Linked DNA regions of Homo sapiens: region 2 is linked to region 1. Evidence: read pairs that join two places in POLR2A ChIA-PET (ENCODE). Cell type or tissue: PC-9. All regions are shown on one strand. Links, peaks and the distances in the headings refer to the core of each region. The heading gives the core; the rest is flanking DNA.

Region 1 (5,389 bases), core at 282-5,281:
AACCATTATTCCATAGAGTTTACAGATTACATACCAAATATTTGGATTTATAGCAAACTATGAACTGCAGTAAAAGATAAAGCTAGAAAAAGATGCCATATGTAGAAAACTGCATCTGAATTAATATGCATTTAATGAATTCAGTGTAATCTTATGCTTTATTTTTATAGTTGGAAATGCTAGGAAGAGAAAATATTTATAGTTAATTTATTATGAGACTACCAAATTAAATACTTATTAGTCCATATTAGAATTTAAGGACAGTATTTTATTTTCACAGGCTTCTTTTGTATCAAAGGTAAGTGGCAAAATTGTTAATAGTTTTTATGATTTGGGTAAGTGGATAATTCCAACTGTAGAAGATACTTTCTAGAGGACAGTTTTTTTTGTTTTTGTTTTTGTTGTTACCTAAATAAACATTTTCATGACAAGCTGAAGGCCTGATCTGGGTTTGTCCCTTGGGAGAAAATGAAATCTTACCCTAAACAATGGAAATACTAAAAGAATGCTTGTTGAAAATATGTATAATATCAAAGAAAGACCTCAGAAGGCAAGGACATATTTAGAATTTGGTAGAAATGTGCACGCTTTGGCAGCACATATACTAGAATTTGGTAGAAACGGGTATCTGTATTCTAAACATGTGGTCTCATTGTACTTTTTTTTTTTAAAAAAAACATGAGGTCTTGTTATGTTGTCCAGGCTGGTCTCAAACTCCTGGGCTTAAGCAATCATCGTACTTTTATGTGGATTCTTTAACGTGATGTTGCTACATTAAATTAAAAATTCACCAGTTATAAACTAAGAAACTTTTCAAAAGTAAGCGAACATTCAAGGTGTCTGTAAGGTTTTGGCCAGGGGCAGTGGCTTATGCCTATAATCCCAGCATTTTGGGAGGCTGAGGTGGGTGGATCACCTGAGGTCAGGAGTTCAAGACCAGCCTGGCCAACATGGTGAAACCCCATCTCTACTGAAAATACAAAAATTAGCCGGGTGTGATGGTGGGCTCCTGTAGTCTCAGCTACTCGGGAGGGGCTGAGGCAGGAGAATTGCTGGAACACAGGAAGTGGAAGTTGCAGTGAGCCGAGATGGCTCCATTGTACTGCAGCCCAGGCAGACAACAGTGAGACTCAGTCTCAAAAAAAAAAAAAAAAAAAAGTTTTTATTCCATTAAAAACTAATACCTATTGCCATCTTAATAAGCATATGTCTATTGAAAACATCTTGGTGAAAATGGTATACTCACAAAGTTGCTAATTTTCCAATTATTGCTGTCTTTAGGTTTCTTACCAGTGGAAATTTATCTTCTTGAATTTATGTCCTTAATGAAGAATATACTTGGTGGGGGCTTGCAGCTTAAAAAAAAAAAAGCTTTTTAGAAGCACAAGCATTCAAAACAAATATCAGATAGATTAGGTTTCACTTTACTCACTCTTCTAATCTAAACCATCTAAAAATGATTTTCATCTATCCAGGCTATAGATAATAAGTTATATTTTATAGCCTGACAGCTTTCTAAGTAAAGCACTCCAGTTGATTCTCTGTTGACATAATCAATCCTCGCTAGGCTTGTATATAGAAAATCCGTAAATTCACTCCACTTTCTAGATATGCCAGTAAGGGAGATTAAAGTACATTTTACACCTCTTGATTAGAAACAATAATTATTTTCCTAATGACAGTTTATGTCATTGACCCTTAAAAAAAAGAAAAATGTATATAAGGGGTTATAATAAATTACACAGCTATAAAATTGTTTTGTGATAGATATTGTGAAAGCTTTCATTAGGTTGAAATTTTGGCCGATTTCATGTTGAAAGCTGTTTATTATGAGTTTAATATCACAAGCCTGTCAAGAATTTGTTCTATATAAAATGGGAAAAAAAAACCAAGATCTTGATTGGAATATAGGTTGTTCATCCCAAATCTAAAAATCTAAAATGCTCCCAAATCTGAAACTTTTTGAGTGCCTACATGATGCTCAAAGGAAATGTTCTCACTAATCTCAGATGTAATGAGTAAAAATAAATGAAAACAAAGGAAATGTTCACTGGAATATTTTGGATTTTGGATTTTTCAATTAGGAATGCTCAACTCTTAAGTATAATCCAAATATTTCAAATTCTGAAAAAATCTGAAATCCAAAACACTTCTGGTCCCAGGCATTTCAGATAAATGTACTCAACCTATATCAGTTTTCTAGGGGAAACACAAACAAATACTAGGATTCTTCTCTTATTTTGAGATTTAGTCCATGTGAGGATTTATTTTTTTGGAATAATTTGTAGAGGCATGATGGCATATTGAGGATTGGGAGCACTGTCAAGAAATGTTCAGACCATATAAATAGGAGGCTCAGGGTCAGGCTGTGGAGCCAGAAGATAATTATTTTTTTCCTTAGCTATTACTTCTTATTCTGTTTTCCTAATCTGGAAATCTGTTTTCCAAATCTTTGTTTGAGTTTGGGTCTCCCTCATTATATCCTAATCTGTGTTGGTAATCAAATTAACTTTTGTGTCAAATATTTTGATTTAGCATTTTCATTCCTTTCTCCAGCAAATACTAGCTGTGGGCTGCCTCTAAAAATGCTGCGGAAGACACCCATATATACCTGTGGCACCTACTTGGTGATGCTGGTGCCTCCTCCAGGGGGATCAGGCAGCTCTGCCACCCGATCTCTTTTTGGTGGAACAAGTGGTTTGTCATCTTTAAAAAGTAAGTGAATTTTACTTGTGGCACTTTCCTCGATTTATCTCAAACTCTGAAATTTAAAGCTTTCCTATTAATTATTTAAAACTTACTTTGTTAAATAGTTGTTTGCAATAGCTCTCTGATAACAAAAAATACCAATTATCAAATAGGCTAGGAAGATTTAACAATATAATTTTTTGTGGATGGCATATTAGTATAGTTTTGAAAACTATTGTCCTATAAAATTAATAGAAATAATCAGTTCAACAAAGTTTTAGGAAATAAAATAATATTTTGTCACATTATTTACTGATGATACAGCAAGAGCTCTACTCACTATGATAGAATTTCTTTTTTTTTAGACGGAGTCTTGCTCTGTCACCCAGGCTGGAGTGCAGTGGCATGATCTCAGCCTACTGCAACTTCTGCCTCCCGGGTTGAAGTGATTCTCCTGCCTCAGCCTCCCTAGTAGCTGAGATTACAGGCACATGCCACCATGCCCGGCTAATTTTTTTATTTTTAGTAGAGATGGCGTTTCGCCATGTTGGCCAGTCTGTTCTGGAATTCCTGGCCTCAGGTGATCCACCCACCTTGGCCTCCCAAAGTGCTGGGATTACAGGCATGAGCCACCACGCCCTGCCAATAGAATTTCAAAGCTATTAAAATACATATGTAAAACACCTCCATTTTAGGACACATATACAAAATACTAAGCATAAGACATAGAAAAGCAAATGTGTAAAAATGTGTTAGTATTTTAAAATATCCATATATTATTATAAGGAGGCACACTGTAGTAATGAAAGCAGTGTAATTTTGGCTTCAGAGTGCACACATAGTTAAATGGGATAAAGTATAGAATTAAATGTTCCTCAGGCTGGGGGCGGTGGCTTTATTGAAATATAACTCACACACCGTAAATTTCACCCCTTTAAAATATACAATTCAGTGGTTTTTAATATGTTCACAGAGTTGTGCAGTCATTACCACTAATCTATCCGTCACCCCAAAAAGAAACCTCATACTCATCAACAGTTGCTCTCCTACTCCCTGACCCCTGGCATCTACCAATCTACTTTCTGTCTCTGTGGAGTTACCTATACTCTACTTTTCATGTAAATGGAATTATACAACATATGGCCTTTTATGACTGCTTTTTCGTTTGTTTGTTTATTTGCTTGATTTTTAATTTTTGGTTTTACTCGATAGTAGCAAAATACCACTTATTATTTTGTCTCATTCTGTGCATATTATGGTGGCTGAGCTACGAATAAAATCAGGAGCTATAAAAGTAGATGCAGACAGACATGTAAAAATCTTGTTTCTTTTAGTAACTATTATCTTGGGGAAATTAATCATTCAAAGCCTCAACTTTCCCATTAAAAAAAATGTGCAGATGATTATACCTACCACATAGGATAGTGTGAGGACACTTGACACATTATGGAGAGTTATATATAAATATAGAATCATTTTTCCCTCGATGTAAATATAGTTGAATATTGTATCAACTGGAGAGCTGTGTGATGTGAGAAGAGATGGAGAGTATTCTCTATTCATGCACAATTCCACCCTCGCTTGAAGATACTCCTTGCTGTAGTGGGCTTGGTCTCCAGGAAGAAAGTACATGGAGTGAGGTTTTCTCCTTAGTGCTTGCAAATGTGCATTTATTATTGGACACCAGTGATCCTAGATCTTTCTCAGTCTTTAGCCATGGGATCACTACGTGGTCACTGAGGCTCAGACAGGTGAAGTGATGTGGTCCAAGTCTCTTGACACCAGACCCAGCTCTTTTTTATTGGTTCCAAGTTGTTTTATCCATCAGTTGCGCATTGCTGGAGAGGCCTTAGGAAACTTACAATCATGGCGGAAGGCAAAGGAGAAGCAGGCGTCTTCACAGGGTGGCAGGATGGAGTGAGTCTGTGACTGCTTTTTAAACTTAACATAATGTTTTCGAGGTTCATCCATATTACAGCATGAATCAGTACTTCATTACTTTTTATGGTTGAATTATATTTCATAGTGTGGATAATATCCCATTTTGTTTATCCATTCATAAGTTGATGGACATTTGAGTTGTTTCTACTTTTTGGCTATTTTGAATAATGCTGTTATGAACATTAGTATGTAAGTTTTGTGTGGATGTTTTTCATACTCTTGGGCACATACGTAGGAGTGGAATCGCTGGGTCATATGGTAACTGTATGTTTACCCTTGGAGGGACTGCTAAACTGTTTCCCAAAGTGGCCATACCATTTTACGTTCTCATCTCCAAAGTATAATGGTTCTATTTTCTCTACATCCTCACCAACATTTGTTATTTTCCATTTTTCTGATTATAGCCATCTTTGTGGATATGAAGTTGTACCTCATTGTGATTTTATGCATTTCCTTAATGACTAATGATGCTTAGCATCTTTTCATGTGCTTATTGGCCATTTGTATACCTTCTTTGGAGGAATATCTATTCCTCCAAAGTCTTTTATCCATTTAAAGATTGGGTTTTTTGGCCAGGCGCAGTGGCTCACGCCTGTAATCCCAGCACTTGGGAGGCTGTGGCGGGCAGATCATGAGGTCAAGAGATCGAGACCATCGTGGCCAACGTGGTGAAACCCCATCTCTACTAAAATACAAAAATTAGCTGGGCGTGGTGGCGCGTGCCTGTAGTCCCAGCTACACAGGAGGCTGAGGCAGGAGA
Region 2 (5,389 bases), core at 281-5,280, 130 kb before region 1:
TTCCCAAATAAGTTAACACCATACAGTTTCACAGTTGAAGATTACTGCATGAGAGGGAAGATGACAGTTGTTTTGTGAACTCGTTTTCCCATTAGGTGATCATGTTTGTGGTGAAAGTGAGACTGCACTAATGATATGGTATAGTTGGAAATAGGTTATTGTGAGTTATTTGTAGTCATGTCTTTAATGGCCCTTGCATGGTGTCTAACTTCTGCAATAAATGATCTGCCAGTCCTAGTGTCTGGCTTTATGCAATTTGTTTTCCTTTGTGGATGAAGTGGGAGTAAGACTTGTTGCTGTGAGGATCAGATGAAGTGGCTAGGATATGGACACACTTTACTTGAATTGGAAAACAAGCCATGTATCCCTAATCTGCAAAATGTGGCATGTCACACGTGTAATCTCTGAGGTTTAGTTTTTGCTCAAGATTGCAAAGGTGACTTGCTTGATGCTTTCTTTGCTTGAGCACACATCTCATTCATTAAATGGTGTCTCCTTTTTTGCACACAGGATGCAGAAGCATAATTGACCTTTTCCAAGTCTACTTAGCAGAAATGAAAATGGAATCATATAAATACAGTATTATACTTTAAAATAAAAAGGCTGTAGCAAAAGTTTGGCTGACATAGCTTGCTTCTAGTAATCTGAATGGCTTATTTAAATAAGTTGGATCTATGGACTCTCCACAGCCTAGATATTATCCTACTGAAGATGTGCCTCGAAAGCTGTTGAGCCACGGCAAAAAACCCTTCAGTCAGCACGTGAGAAAACTGCGAGCCAGCATTACCCCCGGGACCATTCTGATCATCCTCACTGGACGCCACAGGGGCAAGGTGAGAGTACCTGTGCTTGGGGCGCTTCACTGCAGCTGCCTGGGGTGCCTGGTGGCAATGCGTTTGCACGCTAGGTGTACTTTTCCTTTATTTACCTATGTTTGGGGCAAGGGGAAATGATCTGCAAGATACAACTTAGTTGTTGCAAATAAGAAGTGTAATCCATGGTGATTTATTAGCCATTTCCTGCTGTTGATTATGTTACACATGTTCATTTACTCAAAAACGTGTTTATGTCTGGAGTACTACCTTAGTAGCTTGCTGTGGTTGCTTCCAGAACTGCCGAGCTGTATACATATACATGTAGAAATTTCCTTTACCCAAATTTAGATGCCTGTGATTTTATGAATTCAGAAGTCAGTTTTTAATTGCAGAAAACTAATTATTTTCTTTTTAACTTACAGAGGGTGGTTTTCCTGAAGCAGCTGGCTAGTGGCTTATTACTTGTGACTGGTAAGAAAATCCTTGGATTGTGATGTTCTGTGAAACTTCCATTTTTAAATGCTTGCAGTATACACGTTTGTTTGCTACTGCCTACATGGTAGACACTTATTGCCACAAGTGTCTGAGGCCCATTTCATTGCCTTGTGTGCAAGTGGGTTAGACAAGTGGTCTTCTTTGTGTAGCAACATAACAAGTAATGGTCACCTAAATTGCAGGATGATGATTCTTCCCCCTTTTCCTTGCTAAATTAATTTTTCCCCCTTAGGACCTCTGGTCCTCAATCGAGTTCCTCTACGAAGAACACACCAGAAATTTGTCATTGCCACTTCAACCAAAATCGATATCAGCAATGTAAAAATCCCAAAACATCTTACTGATGCTTACTTCAAGAAGAAGAAGCTGCGGAAGCCCAGACACCAGGAAGGTGAGATCTTCGACACAGAAAAAGAGGTAAGTTTCTACTTGTCATCTCCTGTGTTAGCACTGGCCCTTCTACCTGGGAGTGAAAAGAAACAGGTTGCACAAAAAGAAGAAAAATGAAAGGTTAAATAATGAGGAATGCTGGGAGATACTTAGTATTCCAGATTCTTCTAAATTGAGTAGTTCTTTTGGCAGTCTGGGAGCTCAACTTAGAATCCTAAAGTTTGGTGGAATTGTGTGGGAATTAACTGCTACCATCGTATTGGGAATGTGCCCTTACTTATCCTTGATGTGTCCTAAAGTATACAAAAGCTTAAGAGCTACTTTTATTACATTAAAAAATGGGTTGTGTTTCACAGCATTCCAAGGAAAGGATTGTCAAAATTGTCTTTAATGTTTTCTAAATATTCTTGGGGATTAGTACTTGTGAGACAGGACTCCTTAGTTGACCTACAAGTAATTTGGTATGTGCCTGTTTTAAAATGTTTGATTTTCTCTTTATTTAGAAATATGAGATTACGGAGCAGCGCAAGATTGATCAGAAAGCTGTGGACTCACAAATTTTACCAAAAATCAAAGCTATTCCTCAGCTCCAGGGCTACCTGCGATCTGTGTTTGCTCTGACGAATGGAATTTATCCTCACAAATTGGTGTTCTAAATGTCTTAAGAACCTAATTAAATAGCTGACTACATTTTGTGTCTCTTTTTTTAATTTTTGGTTTTTAAAAAAAATTCTTACCTACCTGAAGGTGTAGTTTGACCATGCCAGCTCACCTGGGGGTTTTCCTTAGTAGAGAATGGGATTGGAAGGGAGTGGTGTCTACAAGAGAGCTAGTTTGTTGGCTTTGCATTGCTGTTCTTGGCTTCAGATTGGTTCTTGGTGCCTGGCTAATAACTTTTTCACCCACCCTCTACCATTGTGAAGTGGTGGCATTTTCTCACTCGTCCCTGAAGAAGTCAGTGCTAAACTGTACATGGATGAGAGAAGAGAATAACTGCTGACTACTCAGACAACAAACTCCCATTTCTCCCCGCTGTGCTCAATTCTCAACTCCTCCCCAATAATTATGAGGCCGTGCTCTTGTTTCCCAGGCCAGTGCAGTGGCTGTTCATGGGCACGTTTATCACATATGGCCCCAGTTCCTATTGCCTGGGCTGGTTCAACTCCTGGGCTCTAGCTATCCTCCTGCCTAGACCTCAAGGTATTGGGATTATAGGCATAAGCCACCACACCCTGCCAGATTTGTGCATTTTAATTTTGGCAGATTCTTCCAAACACTCCCAAGTGTTAGACCACTTTATTTGTTCTGGAAATGTACAGAGTACCCATCTTCTTATAGGTAGGTTATCAAACTTGGATTTTTGCCAATGGAAAATGAAAAATGGGCTGTGTGTGCTGGCTTCCACCTGAAACCCCCACATTTTGGGAGGTGGGGCCAGGAGGCTCACTTGAGCCTAGGAGGTCCAGGCTGTGGTGACCTGTGATTTCACCACTGCACACCATCCTGGATGACAGACCCTGTGTCCAAAAAAGGTGAAAAAAGGCTGGGTGCCATGGCTCAACCTGTAATCCCAGCCCTTTGGGAGGCCGAAGTGGGCTGATCAGCTGAGGTCAGGATTTTGAAACCAGCCTGGCGAACATGGTGAAACCCCATCTCCACTAAAAATACAAAAAAAAATTAGCTGGACATGGTGGCAGGTATCTATAATCCCAGCTACTCGGGAGGCTGAGGCAGGAGAATTTGGACGGGAGGCAGAGGTTGCAGTAAGTGACATCACACCACTGCACTCCAGCCTGGGCGACAGAGCAAGACTGTCTCAAAAAAAAAAAGTTGCTAGAATATTTTAAAATGACATGTCATGTTTATATAAGTAACATTTTTATTAAAAAAAAAAACTTGAGCCAGGCACAGTGGCTCACACCTGTAATGTGTGCACTCCAGCCTGGGCAACAAGAGCAAAACTCTGTCTCAAAAAATAAATAAGCCCAGCCTGCGTGTACCTGTGGTTCCAGCTACTTGAGAGGCTGAGATGGGAGGATGGCTTGAGCCTGGGAGTTCGAGTCTTCAGTGAGCTGTGATTGCACCACTGCACTCCAGCCTGGGCAACAGAGCAAGACCCTGTCTCTAAAAAAATAATTTTTCCAAAACAAAAAATTATGAGGACAATGGTTTTACATTTCTGCAAATGTATTTCATGTCTGGCTTCGTAGGAGACAGATTCTTATATCTGCTTTATTCAATCTATTGCAGTATCACATTATGTATTACACCTCAGGAGAACTCCATTCTACACTCGAGTTAAAAGGACAATGTCTTAACAGTAGTATGACAAATTGTTTTAACTTCACAGGTCCCTTTTTAAGGATCTCAGGAACATCTAAAGATCCCTAGATCCGGCCGGGCGCGGTGGCTCACGCCTGTAATCCCAGCACTTTGGGAGGACGAGGCGGGCGGATCACGAGGTCAGGAGATCGAGACCATCCCGGCTAAAACGGTGAAACCCCGTCTCTACTAAAGATACAAAAAATTAGCCGGGCGTAGTGGCGGGCGCCTGTAGTCCCAGCTACTTGGGAGGCTGAGGCAGGAGAATGGCGTGAACCCGGGAGGCGGAGCTTGCAGTGAGCCGAGATCCCACCACTGCACTCCAGCCTGGGCGACAGAGCGAGACTCCGTCTCAAAAAAAAAAAAAAAAAAAAAAAAAAAGATCCCTAGATCCTACTTTGAGAATCATTGCACTAGCCTCTGCATTGTTTCAAAGATTTGGGATCAAACAGATTCTGCCCCTTTTGACCAATAGAATGTGGCATAAGTGATGTGGAGTCTTGCTCTGTCGCCCAGGCTGGAGTGCAGTGGTGCCATCTCGGCTCACTGCAACCTCTGCCTCCCAAGTTCAAGTGATTCTTCTGCCTCAGCCTCCTGCATAGCTGGGATTACAGGCGCCTGCCACTCTGCCCAACTAATTTTTTTTTTTTTGTATTTTTGTATTTTTAGTAGAGAGAGGGTTTCACCATGTTGGCCAGGCTGGTCTGGAACTCCTGACCTCAAGTGATCCTCCTGCCTCAGCCTCCCAAAGTGCTGGGATTACAGACGTGAGCCACCATGCCTGGCATGTGTCTTTATTTTCTTTTACTTACCCACATGAGCTAACTTTCTAAAAGCACATATACTGCTTTTATAACAAAAGATTATTGTTATCTTAAAAAGCAAATTGCAGAAAATTATGTAAAATATCACTTTTAAAAAAGTATACGTGGGAGTGTATATTCATGGCAACTTGAATCTATGCTCCCAGGGAGAATAAAGAAAAGAAAAAAATATATAAGCTTAGTTTTACAACTATATAAATGTGTGCATAAATACAAAAGTTAAAAAGGAATACGATTTACACATGAACTGAAAACATGTCTACACAAAACCTGTACATAATTGTGTATAGCAGCATTATTCATAATTACCAAAACTTGGGAGCAATAAAGATGTCCTTCAACGAGTGAATGGATAACCTTGTGGTACATCCATACAATGGGACATCATTTAGTGATAAAAAGAAATGAGCTATCAAGCAACAACATACGTGGAGGAACTTTAAATACATATTGCTAAGGGAAAGAAGCCCATGTGGAAAGGGCTTCTTTCATATACTGTATCATATTATATACTCTATGATTCCAGGTATTTGACATTGTGGA

Evidence for each region. Peaks named below come from ENCODE experiments on the same cell type or tissue, not always from the same donor. Only the 100,000 strongest peaks of a DNase experiment are listed, where the experiment ranks them.
Region 2: POLR2A ChIA-PET joins it to region 1 with 7 read pairs; 4 of 35 experiments call an interaction of 5 or more read pairs at or near these places.

Annotation. Positions count from the first base shown.
Region 1 is chr12:112,276,554-112,281,942 of GRCh38, reverse strand. HECTD4 (HECT domain E3 ubiquitin protein ligase 4) reads left to right here. Exons shown (of 76, transcript NM_001388303.1): 9 at 2,557-2,715. Among named protein-coding and RNA genes, the nearest start is that of HECTD4, 100 kb to the left of the region's middle. In PC-9, for the core only: no CTCF peak of the experiment used is centred there; no DNase peak of the experiment used is centred there.
Region 2 is chr12:112,402,191-112,407,579 of GRCh38, reverse strand. RPL6 (ribosomal protein L6) reads left to right here. Exons shown (of 7, transcript NM_000970.6): 4 at 690-833; 5 at 1,238-1,286; 6 at 1,543-1,727; 7 at 2,204-2,391. The coding sequence ends at 2,356. Among named protein-coding and RNA genes, the nearest start is that of RPL6, 4.7 kb to the left of the region's middle. In PC-9, for the core only: no CTCF peak of the experiment used is centred there; no DNase peak of the experiment used is centred there; H3K4me3 peaks cover 273 bases; H3K27ac peaks cover 815 bases.